Regions from separate parts of the Homo sapiens genome. Here all the other regions are linked to region 4. A link is a contact called in ENCODE Hi-C or POLR2A ChIA-PET data. All regions are on one chromosome and are shown on one strand. The core of a region is the stretch at or near the end of the contact, and the rest is flanking DNA. Distances in the headings are between cores, read along the strand shown. Region 1 holds the start of LRRC28 (leucine rich repeat containing 28). Region 2 overlaps LOC101927263 (a long non-coding RNA gene). Region 3 holds the start of NR2F2 (nuclear receptor subfamily 2 group F member 2). Region 4 holds the start of ARRDC4 (arrestin domain containing 4). Region 5 has its middle 200 kb from the start of LYSMD4.

What was found. A loop is a pair of places that touch in the nucleus more often than their neighbours do. ChIA-PET counts read pairs that join two places held with the same protein, here RNA polymerase II (POLR2A). Pooled maps may share reads with other maps.
Region 1: a map of CD8-positive, alpha-beta T cell shows a loop between it and region 4 (17-fold over the local background). The contact joins the promoter of LRRC28 here to the promoter of ARRDC4 in region 4. A Hi-C loop is called at or near these places in 2 of 168 maps with a recorded cell type or tissue (CD8-positive, alpha-beta T cell and naive thymus-derived CD4-positive, alpha-beta T cell), 1 of 37 single-sample maps with no recorded cell type and 11 of 50 pooled maps.
Region 2: a loop to region 4 is called in a map of vagina, with 14 times the contacts of the local background. The contact joins the enhancer-like site here to the promoter of ARRDC4 in region 4. A Hi-C loop is called at or near these places in 1 of 168 maps with a recorded cell type or tissue (vagina) and 8 of 50 pooled maps. POLR2A ChIA-PET finds 5 or more read pairs at or near these places in 1 of 52 experiments (BJ).
Region 3: a map of gastrocnemius medialis shows a loop between it and region 4 (4-fold over the local background). The contact joins the promoter of NR2F2 here to the promoter of ARRDC4 in region 4. A Hi-C loop is called at or near these places in 3 of 168 maps with a recorded cell type or tissue (K562, Right ventricle myocardium inferior and gastrocnemius medialis) and 8 of 50 pooled maps. POLR2A ChIA-PET finds 5 or more read pairs at or near these places in 1 of 52 experiments (BJ).
Region 5: a loop to region 4 is called in a map of CD8-positive, alpha-beta T cell, with 18 times the contacts of the local background. The contact joins the enhancer-like site here to the promoter of ARRDC4 in region 4. A Hi-C loop is called at or near these places in 3 of 168 maps with a recorded cell type or tissue (CD8-positive, alpha-beta T cell and naive thymus-derived CD4-positive, alpha-beta T cell) and 9 of 50 pooled maps.

What each region holds. Positions count from the first base shown.
Region 1 is chr15:99,250,205-99,252,904 of GRCh38, reverse strand. LRRC28 (leucine rich repeat containing 28) reads right to left here and starts at 1,424. Exons shown (of 10, transcript NM_144598.5): 1 at 1,364-1,424. It also overlaps a transcript of TTC23 not described here. RefSeq lists a silencer at 1,110-1,649 and an enhancer at 1,900-1,949.
Region 2 is chr15:96,355,866-96,358,565 of GRCh38, reverse strand. The region is part of intron 3 of LOC101927263 (a long non-coding RNA gene); the gene reads right to left. Among named protein-coding and RNA genes, the nearest start is that of SCDAL, 14 kb to the right of the region's middle. RefSeq lists an enhancer at 1-92. Within about 2 kb of position 1,310, at least 28 of the 41 ENCODE cell types and tissues checked have a DNase peak (open chromatin) inside an H3K27ac peak, as active enhancers do.
Region 3 is chr15:96,329,388-96,332,087 of GRCh38, reverse strand. It overlaps NR2F2 (nuclear receptor subfamily 2 group F member 2), which reads right to left and starts at 1,388. Exons shown (of 3, transcript NM_021005.4): 1 at 1-1,388. RefSeq lists a silencer at 1,496-1,635.
Region 4 is chr15:97,959,349-97,962,048 of GRCh38, reverse strand. It overlaps ARRDC4 (arrestin domain containing 4), which reads right to left and starts at 1,346. Exons shown (of 8, transcript NM_183376.3): 1 at 881-1,346. The coding sequence starts at 1,187.
Region 5 is chr15:99,927,166-99,929,865 of GRCh38, reverse strand. No RefSeq gene overlaps it. Among named protein-coding and RNA genes, the nearest start is that of LYSMD4, 200 kb to the right of the region's middle. RefSeq lists a silencer at 1,427-1,486 and an enhancer at 1,208-1,502. Within about 2 kb of position 1,350, at least 29 of the 41 ENCODE cell types and tissues checked have a DNase peak (open chromatin) inside an H3K27ac peak, as active enhancers do.

The DNA of each region.
Region 1 (2,700 bases), core at 175-2,674, 1.3 Mb before region 4:
CATCTAGCACAGTAACTAAAAGTAACCCTTCCTAAAACCTAGGTGATGGGTTGACAGGTGCAGCAAATCACCATGGCACACGTTTACCTATGTAACAAACCGGCATATTCTGCACATGTATCCAGGGACTTAAAATTTTAAAGTAGGCCTTCTAATATCTGATGACATGTGGAAGAACATTGCAAGGTTGATTTTTCATCCAACTATGTCAAGACCACGGATAGAGCCTATAAGCTTGCTACATGCCACAAGGATGTCTAATCTTTACAACCATGCACTGCAATAGACATTATGTAGCCCGTTTTGTAGAGGAGGAAACTGAGTTTCTCAGAGGGTAACATGCCATAGTTCCATCGCAGGTGGACTGACTACAAAGCGTGTGCACCGCCGCCCTATAATGCAAAACCACACTCACTGAAGGAAGATTCAATAAGACAGTCCCTGTAACCTGACGGCTTTCCTTCTGAATGTTCTGGCTGGGATTGGCTGCCTCAAAAACACCATTACACTCTGTTAAAATTGCTACAAAGGCTGTTTGGGAGATAAAATCTAAACAAATGAAATCCTAAAACTGCCAATAATAGCAATAAAGCATCAACAATGCTCACAGTTTTGCAGTATGCATTCACGGGCCATACACAGCCTTTAACAAGGTAATTTTCTTACCCCATTTCACTTGACTACATCTTACCTAGTTAAGCAAACTACCTCTTGTATAGTTATACTACCTCTTATGTAGTTAAGGCAAATAGTATTACTTAATATCAGCTGTATACAGCTGCACTTACACACGAGCTTTCTGACAGGTGAACACCAATCTATCTTATTATTAAAAACAAAACAAAAAAATCAAAAACCTCTCAACAAAATTCCACACATATTAAGGAGTATTTTGAAAGGAAGGAGTCCCTTATACTGACCTCCCCGTACTCAATTTAGTAGAATACGCATTCCAATTTCCTAACGCTGGAGATTAGAGAACTATAAGCTACATATTAAAAGCATTTGTAAAAGGCTATTTTCTCAGCTGTGGTAACAAACACTGGCAGAGTCTTAGGCAAAACACACGCCGTTTCGCCCGAGTTAGCCAGCCACTGAGATCGTTACAGTTGGGAAGCAGCGAGCCCAGCAGCAGGGATTTCACGGACCCGGTATCAGGGTTCTCGGGTCCCAGGGGCCGCGGGCCGCAGAGTGGGAGGAGGACCCGGCAGCTGTGGCCACCCGAGGCCCGGACGGCTCCGCTGTCCCACTCGCCGCGACCCGGACGCTTTGGCAGGACCACGTCTGGGGCGTCCCCGCCGGGGGGCCGGGTCAGAGAGCCTCGCCACTTGAATCACCCGACGAGGCGGACAGCTCTACTCACCTCAGCGCCAGCAGAGCCAGCGCTCCGGAGCGCAAGCGGCGCTGGAAGCCAAGCGGGGGACGGCGGGCGGGGCGGGGCAGGGAGCCAGGCGAGGGCGGGGCGGAGCGCCGGGCGTCGGGGGCGGGGCTCCGGGGGTGGAGCGGAACCCGCGCCAGAGGGAGCTGGGGAAGAGGGAGCGGGAGAGGAGCACGGAACCTCGCGATAATCCCCTGTGTTCTCGCGCTTTCACGATAGGCGCGGGAAAATGCTCGTTTGCCAAGCGATCTGTGTATTGGCCGAGAGCGCTACTTCCTCTATGCTGGCCCCGCCCGCGGCTCTACTCTTGCTTCCGGCTCCGGCGTGGGGTTTGATGTCGACGGAGTGGCTTTTGCTTAGCGTCTTGAAGGGGTAATTTAGTCGGCTCCAACTTCGGGAACCGCCAGTTACTGACCTGTTCCTTCATTCATACATTCATTCAGTCACTCGGCTTCTCATTCAGAGCACACGTTGAGGGATTACAACAATGATCCCACGTTGAGCGTTCGTTCTAAGAGCTGTTTATAGATTATCTCGTTGAACCCTTGACAGCAATCCCATGACACAGGGACTAACAGCGCCAGTCTGACCGTTGAAAAACAGGCCAGTGGGTTTATGTAACGAAGCCAACGTTATTTAGCAAGTAGTGAGTCTAAGCACCGGATTTAAGGGGTCACTACGAACTGGTAGATAACAAAGATGAGGAGGACGTAACCTAGTCTCTGCCCTTCAAACACCCAAGGTTTATTTTGAGTAAAGATTGCTAAAAAGGTCAGGAACAATTTAGAGAGTTAAATACAATGACACTTCCTAGCCTGACTGAGTAGGCCGTCAATATGTATTTCTTCAAGACGAAAATTATTATGTCAGCGAAATAGCATGAAAGAGGGCTTTATGCTGTTAAAAATACTTGGAAGCATAGTTCGGAAACATTTTTAAAAGACACTTTTTAAAGTGTCTCATTAATATGACAAATTTCCTTCTGAAATGAAGATTTTAAAGTATAATCCTCTACTACAACCGCTGATATTTTTTGTTCTGTGGAAAGCCTGTCTATGAGTTTGCGAGGCTCCTTGTCAAGGAACTTTAACTTTATAATGAAGTAGTTTTTACAGTTGCTGACTTAATTATTCATAGAGACGAATAACCTAGAAAGCAGAGTTATATTAAATAAAAAACATTGGTTTTAAAACAAGGTATGAGTTATAATAAAAATTATCAGTTATCTATTAAATCTGGTCTTCAAGAGCTATTCAGGTATACAGCATGGTTGGTATATGTCATGTATTTCTAAGATAGTTTCGGAATACCTAAGAATTCGT
Region 2 (2,700 bases), core at 61-2,560, 1.6 Mb after region 4:
TCGACAGGTTAAAGCCTCATCTGACTTCATTACTTTTAAAAGCTGTCTATTTCACAACTGTCACTTTTCATCACTTAGCTCAAATAAATACTTGAAGAAATGAATTGGAAGAGACTTTCAGATCATGTTTATAATTCTTGGTCGCCGCGTTAACATTCCTAATGACCTGACCCTCTGAGTTTCTGCAGACTTCTAAATTGGGCCGAAAATTCCTCCTTATATACTAGAAAACTTCAAGGAAGGTGAGGTGGCCGGAAATGCGACTCAAGGGAGAAGTGCAGCGGCTGCATGTGGAAGGCAGGGTGTTGTCGCAGCAAAGCATCCCAGCAGCTGCGAGGGCCCAGGCCCGAGACCCAGGGCCACAGAGAGGGGGACAGCTCACGGGTCAGGGGATTCACATGGAACCAGCTGCTGACAGGAGGGCCCCAGCCTAGCAGCCGCGCCGCCCGCCCGCGTTCCTCGGGTCCCGCCGACCAGGCTGCAAAACCACGAGAAAATTCATGCCAGAAGGAAACGCTGTTCATTGGGACTATTACTATTATTCTATCACTGTTTCAAAAATGATTTTAAAGGGCCCCTACGACCGCAGATGAGGAGTGGCAGAGTGAGAGCCATTTTCTCCCAGTCATCTTCGACTCAGAGCTTGTGAGACACCCAGAAAGAGCAGAAGCATGGAAACGAAATCGTACGCACTGAAGTCCGTTCAATAAATTGAAATAGTTTCTCCAATTTTGCTACCATTTGCCCAAGCCTTCTAGTATTACCAGCCGGTGGTAATACTTTCACTTTCTCTCTCTCTCTCCCTCTCTCTTTCAAGCTCTCTCTCTCTCTCTCTCTCTCACACACACACACACACACACACACACACACACAACCAGTTCTAAGAAATAGGAGGAAAAATACAGAAAAAAAAAAGCGAAAGGAGAGGTAAGAAAAAAAAACTACAGAAAATAAAAGGAAAAGGAAGGGAAGAAAAAGGAAATGAGAGAAAAGAAGAAAGCAAAGGAAAACCCAAAAACTATATATCTTTTCTTTTTTAGTTTGGGGGACAACGATAGAACACATATTTTCCTTATTTTTTTCTTTGAAAAAGAACAACAAGAACAACAAAAAACCCTAAGCTGCGTCTCTGAGCTTGTGGTGGATTGGGCGCTTGCTCGGTGTGCCTGGGCCGAGGCTGACTCCAGCGCGCCGCTCGCCGTGCCTGGGGACCTGCAGCCCCAGCCTCCGCCCCGCCCGGGAATTTCGAAGATTTCCCCCGAGCGGCGGCGCGCGGAGTGTGCTCCGGAACTCGCCATCACAGCGCTCCCCGCCGCCGCCAGCCTTCCCCAGTCGTGGCCTCAGGCCTTCGCCCACCCTGCGGACCGCTCCGCCTAGGTGGGTCTGAGCGCTCCCGATTTTCCGCTCAGAGGCTTTAGGAACCCCGAGTTAACATTGCTCGGTGGCCGCTGCCTCGCTGCGTGGACGCGGCGGCGGATGCGCTCGGTGGCGAAAACCCGGGCGCGCTGCCGTACCTTGGAGCGCCACCTCGCTGCAGAAACTGGAATGACGCCGCCAAGCCTCCCAGCCTGCGGCAGCCTAATTGTACGTCACCCGGACTTTTTCCGTAATCGAAACCCTCAGAGAAGCCGCAACGCACAGGTCTTCTGACGGGTTAAAAACCATTATCTGTGACCGACAGATCCCACAGTGGCTGCATTGGGATGAAGGGAAAATAACAGAAGAAGGAGAAAAATATATAGGCACAATTTCACCAAGTCTAAAGTAGTCACTCAAGCTGGGGAGCTGCTTTCCTAGAAAGGAGAAGATAAATGAGACGTGGTCTTTAGGAAGCCACTAGTTCGGGCCCCGTGTATTTCCGGCCATTCAGCTGCGGCCAGTGCAGATGTCTCCCATGAGGTGGTGCCTATAAAGTCATCCCTTCCCAATTATGATTTCCACCAAAATTCATTTATTCTGGTCAGTCCAGCATTAGAGGGGTTCTGCAGTGCCAGTCTCCAGCCTACTGGGACACTGTACCCACAGCTTTTGGCTTTGCTGACTAAATAACCACAAAATATAGCCCCCAACACGTACACCTGTCCGCCGGTGAAAGTAGCAACTGGCAAGAATTGCAAATTACACAGCCTCTCTTTCCAAGGTGCAACTGGGCATTTGACACTATTTTATCCAGTTGATAACTTAACAGGTTTGCCGCAATCTTATATCCACACGACCATAAAATATACAGAAAATTTAACCCACTTATATGGTGAGCCTTTGCTTCAATGTGTCTTCAAAGTGCACCATCCCAGAGATGGGTGTTATAAGTTAAAACAAATGTTACATGCCAAACATGGTTTTAAAAATACAGCATCTCTGTCATGGTCCAGTGAGGATTTGTGTGGTTTCTTTGTTTTGAAGGGAGGTACAGAACCTTTATTTAATGTAGTTTTTATTACAAAGTTCAAATCCTTTTTTTTAAAAGGAGCTCTGTGGATCCTACAAATAATGGGAGCTGAACTGGGGACTATAGGGTGGAGATAGAGTTTATCTGGTGTTGTATAAGCCCCTGTATTTCCCTGCCTGAGCAATCCCAACATAGAGATCGCTTCTTGAAACTCCGCAGTCCCCTGAGTTAGCGGGGTGAGCCCCCAAAGGGCAGGCAGGGGATAGCGTGAGTGCCCCTTCTCCCTGTAACCAGGGCTCCTCCTTGCTGAT
Region 3 (2,700 bases), core at 139-2,638, 1.6 Mb after region 4:
CGGACTTCCTGCTCCCCTGGCTGCGGGCGGCGGCGGGGCGGCGGCGGCTCCCCGGGTCTCGGGCTCCGGCGCGCCGCCTTTTGTGTGTGCGAGGGTGCAAGAGGGCGCGGGAGGGCGCCCCGGGTGGCTCGGGGGCTGGTTGGTTGAGGTTGGTTAGTTTTTCCTTTTTTGTTTTTGCTTTTGCAAAGTTTTGTCGATGGCTTGTCTGGCCCGGTGTGTTTGTTTTGTTTGTTTCTCTCGGCTCAGCTTTGTTGGTTTCGGGGGGCTTTCCGCCGGGAGGGGAGGGGAAGGGGACAGGAGAGCGAGTGGGAGCAGAACGTGGAGAAAGAGGGAGGGGAGGGAGAGCTGAAGTCGATTGTCTGGCTTCAAGACAGAAGTAGGAGGCAAAAAAAAAAATCTCTCCAAAGATCTCGCTCGCTCTCACTCTCTCCCTCCCTCTCTCGTTCACTCTCGCTCTTAGAGCTGGTGTGCAGCCGAGGAGTTGGCGGAGGAGGAGGAGGAGGAGGAGGAGGAAGAGGAGGTGGTGGTGAAGGAGGAGGTAGAGGAGGAGGAGAGGCGACTGTCCGGGGGCCAAGTCCAGGGCAGCCCACAGTCAGCCATTCAGGAAAGCCATCGAAATCAGGAGGACTAGGAGATCGGAGGCGCCGGGTGCGGGCGCGCCCAGGGAGCCAGGCAGGCCGGGGCGGAGGCCGGCGGCCCGCGGAGTGGCCGGAGCGCTGCCCGGGTCCGGGGGAATCAGCATGAAAGTGGTCCGCGTCGGGCGCTGCGCGGCGTCGTCCTGGCGCTGGGCCGCCGCCGCCGCCGCCTGCCCCGGGCGTCCGGCGCGCGCCTCGCTCTCTCCGGCCGCCGCCGCCCGCAGTCGCTGGGTGGAGGCCGCTCGCCGTTCCCTGCGGGCCGCCCGGGCCGCCGCTGCCGCCGGAGCCGCCGCCGAAGCCGCCGGGTCGGGCCCGGAGCCGCTGCGTCTAGCGCCGCCGCCGCCGCTGAAGTCGCTGCTGCCGCTGCTGCCGCCGCCGGAGCCGCTGCTGCTGCTGCTGCCGCCGCCGCCTCACACACATAGGGAAAGAGTCAACTCGCCGGCGGCGGGGGAGAAATGATAAAAGAGAGAGAGGAGGGCAGATCACCACCTAGAAGCACATCCTTCGTGCGCAGAGGGGGGAGAAAAAGACGGAGAGAAAGAATGAAAGAGGGGAAAAAAGGCAGTACGGCACCCGGAGAAAGGAGGCAACTCGGGGAGAGGAGGAGGAGAAGAAGAAAACACACACGCGCGCACGCACACACACACCGCGGAGAGAAAAGAACAGAGAATCAAAGTGATCAAATATGCTAAAAAGGGGGGCGCGGGAGGGAATGCGATTTATAGGCGCCGGGGCTGGCAGAAGTGGCTTCTCCGCGATCAGCTCACTGAGCTCTCTATATAGTGAACTTTGACACGACTGCTGCAACTTAGCGCACGTTGCCATGGCGACGGCGCGCCTTATAAGGCAGCAGCCGGGGTTGGCCTGGCCAGGCGCGCGCGCGCCGCCCCCTCGCCGTCATTGGCCGGACTGCGGCGGCCCCGCCATGGCGGCCGCGGGCGCAGCCCGGTCCTAGCGCGAGCGGCGTCGCCGGCGCGGCGCGGGGCACGCGGGGGACCGGGGGTTGGGGGGGCGGGGACGGGGTGGCCGCGCCGCCGCCGCCGCCGCCGCCGAGAGGGGGATGGGCCCGTGCTGGCCCTGCGAGCGCTGCCTCTGCTCTCCCCACATCCCGCACCCGAGGTTTCCGCCCCGGCGGGGAGACTAGCGCAGCGCGCACACACAACGTCTCTTAAAGGCTCCGCGAGAGGCTTTGGATGGAATCGGGGAGTTTGCCTCTCGCAACTTGGCGATGTCACGAATTCCGCCGCTCGCGCACCACCCGGGACTCCTGGCGCATCTTAGTACCCACAATGCCAAAGAAAAGTTCCCTGGTTTCTTTGCAGAGGGATAGGGAGTGAGGGTGGGAAGGTGCCACGAACTGAGCTTGTAGGCATTTTCCAAACGAAAGAGTTGGCCAGATCCGGGTGATGGCAAACCCTTCTCTTAATTAACTCTGATCACTTGTTCGGTTTGGTGACATATATATATGACATATATTCTTTTCAGAGGATAAAGGCCGTTCTGTTTCTGTTTATTCCTTGTAGGGTTAACATTTCACAGGTATGTGGCCTGACATTTTAATTGCCCAAATAAAGCATCTCGGATGCTGAGAAGCAGAAATAGACTTCATCTGATTGTCATGATGCAATTAGAATCAATTTTCCTCAACTTTACCCTCTCTCGCTGGTTTTAGCTAACTCTCCAGCCAACATCCTGCCACACACCCAGTCATGGTGAGAGGGGAAAGACCTCTGCCCACTGATGGACAGGAGGAGGCAGCCGCCCAGCCTCCCCTGTGCACACCCTCTGTACACACATGTAAGCGCACATGTATCAGATGCACATTTGTCAATGTACACAGACAAAGACTTCACCGACTATGCTTCTAGGTCATAGAACAGTTGAGTACGGACTTCATTGTTCCTCAAGTTCCTTTTAAGCATTCATATAGTCATTAAAACGCACCCAGAGATTCTGCCCCAAATGGGAAATAATACTAGTACAGGTCACAAGAACCAAACCCAAGCCATATTCTACCTCAAGAAGTCACTGCAAAAAGAACAACTTCATAGCCTATTGCCATTCT
Region 4 (2,700 bases), core at 97-2,596:
ATGAAATGAGTAAGACTCATGGTTCTTAGTATTTTCGTGACTAAAGGGATCCAATTTTGGTATCTAATATTAATGAAACGCTCATGTAGTGTGTCCCCACATGGGTACTTCTGGAAAAGTCTACACTGTGAACTGGACTTCACCAAAGTGAGCAGGAAGGGAAATCCCGACACGCCCTGATGCTCTTGTCTCTAAAGGCATTTTGAGTGGAGAGAAGTGGGGGAGAGGGGAAGAAGCGGGTAGGAGGGGAGGAGGAGGATGGGGAGGAAGAGGATGCGGAGGAAACAGCAGCAGTATCAGGTAGAGGTACAACTCTTACTAAGTTGCCCTGCTCCCCAGAAGAGGGAAACCAAGCATGATGATCAAGTCTGGAAAACACTTCCTTTGAACTCCTACCCCTCAGAAACTACTTCCCTATTCCCCAAACCAAATTTCTGCTAATTCATCATGAACCAAGAACGTATGCAGGATAGGGAGGAGTGGAGGCCATAGGACACGGGCACCGCAGAATGGAACCTCATAGCCGCCGGTTCCACCGTCCCTTTCTTGGACCAGAAGGAACAGGACCTAGATTTCTGGATCCCCCATTGTCCAATCACAGGTTCCCACCGCACCCAATGGCCCCCTCCCGTCGCGGTCCTAGAAAATCCCGAGCCACTGGTCCCGGTCAGGCCCGGCGGGCCAGGGGCGGGGCGCCAGGAAGAGCTGCGCACCCAGGACTTGCGGTCTCTCCTTACCCGCGAGGGTAGGCCGGACCCCACCCCCGGAAGCCCGCCCTGATCTCACCTGCCAGGTGGGCATCCCGAGGGTGCGCGGCCTCCCAGCCCCTCCCCGGCCCCGCAGCCTGGCGGGGGAACCCCAGGCGCTCGCCTGCGCTTACCGGCCGGGGGCTCCCGCAGGCTGAGGCGCACGTTCAGGTACTCCACCTCCGAGAAGACAGCCAGGGCCGCGGTGCTGGCCGAGGCGCGGGGGCAGGTGCTCGGGCCCCAGGCGGCGGTGGCGCGCCCCTGGGCCTCCAGGCGCAGCGCGCGCAGGGCCACCGGCTCGGACGCCTCCAGCAGCACGTGCCCGGCCACTGTCTCGCCGCTGGAATAGCAGCCCTTGCGCTCGTCCTCGAACACCAGACCCAGGCTCTTCACGCGGCCCTCGGCACCCACGGCCGCCGCGCACCCAGCCTCCCCGCCCATCCCGCCGGGCGACTCTTTCCTGCCCCTGAGGTCGGCAGAGGCCCGGAGCCGGGGTCGCGAGCACAGCGGCGCCGCTGTCACAGGCGCTCGCGGCAGGGTAAGGCCGCCGCGGCAGCCGTGCGGTACCCGATGGGGCACCGGCTCGCCGAGAGGCCTGTCGCTTTAACAAACCCAGTTGGGCCTGGAAAAGGGCCGGGACAGCCCACCCCCGGCGGGCGGCCATTGGTCAGCTGCGAGCCCTGCTTCTTGCTGATTTGTTGTAGATGGTCACTGAGTCATTTCATTGGCGCTCCCACGCGTGGGTGGGCGCAGGAAGGCCGTGCGTGATCAGGGAGTGTTGGCCAATCGGGAGGCTCCGGCGTGCACGTGCACAGGCCGTTTACTGGCTGAGGCCAGGCACAGTCCTGGAGCCCTGGCCAATAGTGAGGCGGTGCGCCCATGTGGACAGACAGTGGGAAACAGTATCTGTCAGGGAGGGGGCGGAACAGGGTTATCTCCGGCTCTCAGCGTGTCAGCCGTTCCCATAGTTACGAACGGGGGCGGGGTTTCTAGCAGCGTAAGGACTTTGCAGGAGCCACTGGGTTCTCGCTAAAGCATGAAGTTGTGGCTGTAACTGGCTTGTGTTTATGATTACATCTGCAATACTCGAGGGGAAATAGATGCTCTGGGAAACGGAACTCGGCAATATTTCCTTTTGAGATCTTGGGGGCCGGCCGCATCGGGACTTTAATGAATGACTTGGAATCTTCTAACCTCCAGGTTTTTGATCACCGCCTCTCCCAGGTTTCAGAATTCCCAGCCCATGTAAGAGCCATAGATAAGAAAAATGAGGGTTGTGGTTTTAAACCTGATACATCCCCTAAGGAGTTCTCCTCCTAAGCTCCGCAGTGTCGCTGTTAGGAATAGCTGGAACTCTGATTCTTCCTGCTGTAAATAAGATCATGAATCACATTGTTTTTGAACAACATCTGTCACTCAAGTTTCTGCCCCACCCGAAAGTTTCCTGACATCATTGTCATATCCACAGAAATTTCCAATTGCCTTGATGACTTGTTCCTCACGCCCAAGTTTCCTCCGGCTTGTCCTGCTACATTTTCCTTTTCAACCTTCCATTTTTTCTCTGTTCTGTTTTTTACCATCTTGCATAGCTGTCATTAGCTGGTCATCATTTTCTTAACTTTTAAGTTGTCCCCTTATCGACATGCCACGTTTGTGAGCTGTTATGTATTGATTAATCTCACAATGAAATTTAGCAATTTTCCTAAAAAAAAAACCTCAAAGTAAAGGTTGCTCTACTACCCTCGTTGAGTTTAGATTATTAATGTGGAGATTTAGTAAAGTTTTATAAGTTCAAAATTTCCTTATTACCTCTCAGAGAAAGTGGAAAAGTCACAAATTAGGCTCTGTGTAAAGTTCAGAAATAGTTGCTATTCTCTGACCATTTCGTCTAGAATAGCTCCCTACATGATCTTACTCTGCCTACTTTTTTTTTTATATAACACAACGTGACCTT
Region 5 (2,700 bases), core at 101-2,600, 2.0 Mb before region 4:
CCTCAGTCCCCCACTTTCAATAATGGAAAGAACAACCAGACAGAAGATAAGAAAGGAAATGAGAGGACTTGAACAACACAGCAAGCCAAGTGGACCTAACACACACCACCAGGCCCCCAGTGCATTTCAGCTGAGGCCTCTGGACACGAGGCCCACGACAGGTGTCTTAGTGGGCCCACGACTGCTGTGACAAATTACCACAAACTTGCTGGCTTCCAACAACACACGTTTATGATCTTACAGTCCTGGAGGTCGAAAGAGTAAAAAGAGGTCTCACTGAGCTGAAATGAAGCTGCTGGCAGGGCTGCGTTTCTTTCCGGAGGTTCGTTGGGAGAACCTAGTCCCTTACCTTTTCCAGCTGCTAGGCAGAGGCCGCCCTGTTCCGTGGCCCGTCCTCCATCCCCAAAGCCAGAAAAACCGGGCTGAGACCTCCTGGTGCTGTCGGCCTTCTCTGTTCTCTGTTCTCTCTCTTTCTTTCTCTCGCCTCTCTTCCTTATAAGGACAGGTGATTGCATTGGGCCCACCTGGGTGACCCAGGCTAATCTCCTTACCCATTAAGCTCCCCATCCTCAGCCTTTTCTTCTGTCAGATGGAGAATATAATCCCCTAGTTTTAGGGAATTTTGAGGAATAAATCGGATTACTAAACTGTGAGTTCCTTGAGTCAATAAAGATTAACTGAGCACTTACTGTGTGTAAGGCAACTTTCCTAAGTGCTAGGGATACGACAGTGAACAAAACACACAAAAATGCGTGTTTCTGTCTGTGTGTGCAATTAATCTACCTTAATTCCATCCGCAACTGTAATTCCCTTTTGCCATGTAAGGGGACAAATTCACAGGCTCTGGGGAGTAGGATGTGGACACCCTTGGGGCGTTTATTCTGCCTTCCGCAGTGGAGGACTGCAGACGCTGTGGGCGAAATGTTTGGAGCTGGTGCCATTAAAACCCTCTGCAGTTCCCGCTCAAGGTGCAACTCTCAAGTACTGGCACCTGGGTTTGCGGCCACGTGAGGCTCTGAGCAGCATGGGCCTTGGGGACACTGAAGATATCAGAGGCCCTAGAGGTATGTGTGGCTTCCCAGGTTAAAGTTGGCACGGAGAGAGAAGAGCGTGGCAAGTCAGGCAAACCCGGTGAACTCCCTTTGTCAGCCTTCCTTCCGTCTGCCACAAGGAAGGCCTGTACCAGAACCCAGGGCCTTCTGGGCTGAGAGGCCGCAGCCTGCATTGGAAGGCCACTGAGTCACGGACGTGGGAAGATGACCATCGGTGTCCGAGACGCGAGTATAAAGCCAGGCGCTGCCACTCACCAAGCTGCGCGATCTCGGGCGAGCAGCGCTTCGCCAGGCTCGGCCCACGGCGACGCCACAGTGCCACCTGCCGGCCGGACGCCCTCGCTCGCGCACCCCGCCCTCCTCACTCGCGCACCCCGCCCTCCTCACTCGCGCACCCCGCCCTCCTCACTCGCGCACCCCGCCCTCCTCACTCGCGCACTCCCCCGCCCTCCTCACTCGCGCACTCCCCCGCCCTCCTCACTCGCGCACTCCCCCGCCCTCCTCACTCGCGCACCCCGCCCTCCTCACTCGCGCACCCCGCCCTCCTCACTCGCGCACCCCGCCCTCCTCACTCGCGCACCCCGCCCTCCTCACTCGCGCACTCCCCCGCCCTCCTCACTCGCGCACTCCCCCGCCCTCCTCACTCGCGCACTCCCCCGCCCTCCTCACTCGCGCACTCCCCCGCCCTCCTCACTCGCGCACCCCTCCCTCCTCACTCGCGCACTCCCCCGCCCTCCTCACTCGCGCACTCCCCCGCCCTCCTCACTCGCGCACTCCCCCGCCCTCCTCACTCGCGCACTCCCCCGCCCTCCTCACTCGCGCACCCCGCCCTCCTCACTCGCGCACTCCCCCGCCCTCCTCACTCGCGCACCCCGCCCTCCTCTCTCGCGCACCCCGCCCTCCTCACTCGCGCACTCCCCCGCCCTCCTCACTCGCGCACCCCGCCCTCCTCTCTCGCGCACCCCGCCCTCCTCACTCGCGCACCCCGCCCTCCTCACTCGCGCACTCCCCCGCCCTCCTCACTCGCGCACCCCTCCCTCCTCACTCGCGCACTCCCCCGCCCTCCTCACTCGCGCACTCCCCCGCCCTCCTCACTCGCGCACTCCCCCGCCCTCCTCACTCGCGCACTCCCCCGCCCTCCTCACTCGCGCACCCCGCCCTCCTCACTCGCGCACCCCGCCCTCCTCACTCGCGCACTCCCCCGCCCTCCTCACTCGCGCACCCCGCCCTCCTCACTCGCGCACTCCCCCGCCCTCCTCACTCGCGCACCCCGCCCTCCTCTCTCGCGCACCCCGCCCTCCTCACTCGCGCACTCCCCCGCCCTCCTCACTCGCGCACCCCGCCCTCCTCTCTCGCGCACCCCGCCCTCCTCACTCGCGCACTCCCCCGCCCTCCTCACTCGCGCACTCCCCCGCCCTCCTCACTCGCGCACCCCGCCCTCCTCACTCGCGCACTCCCCCGCCCTCCTCACTCGCGCACTCCCCCGCCCTCCTCACTCGCGCACCCCGCCCTCCTCACTCGCGCACTCCCCCGCCCTCCTCACTCGCGCACTCCCCCGCCCTCCTCACTCGCGCACCCCGCCCTCCTCACTCGCGCACTCCCCCGCCCTCCTCACTCGCGCACCCCGCCCTCCTCTCTCGCGCACCCC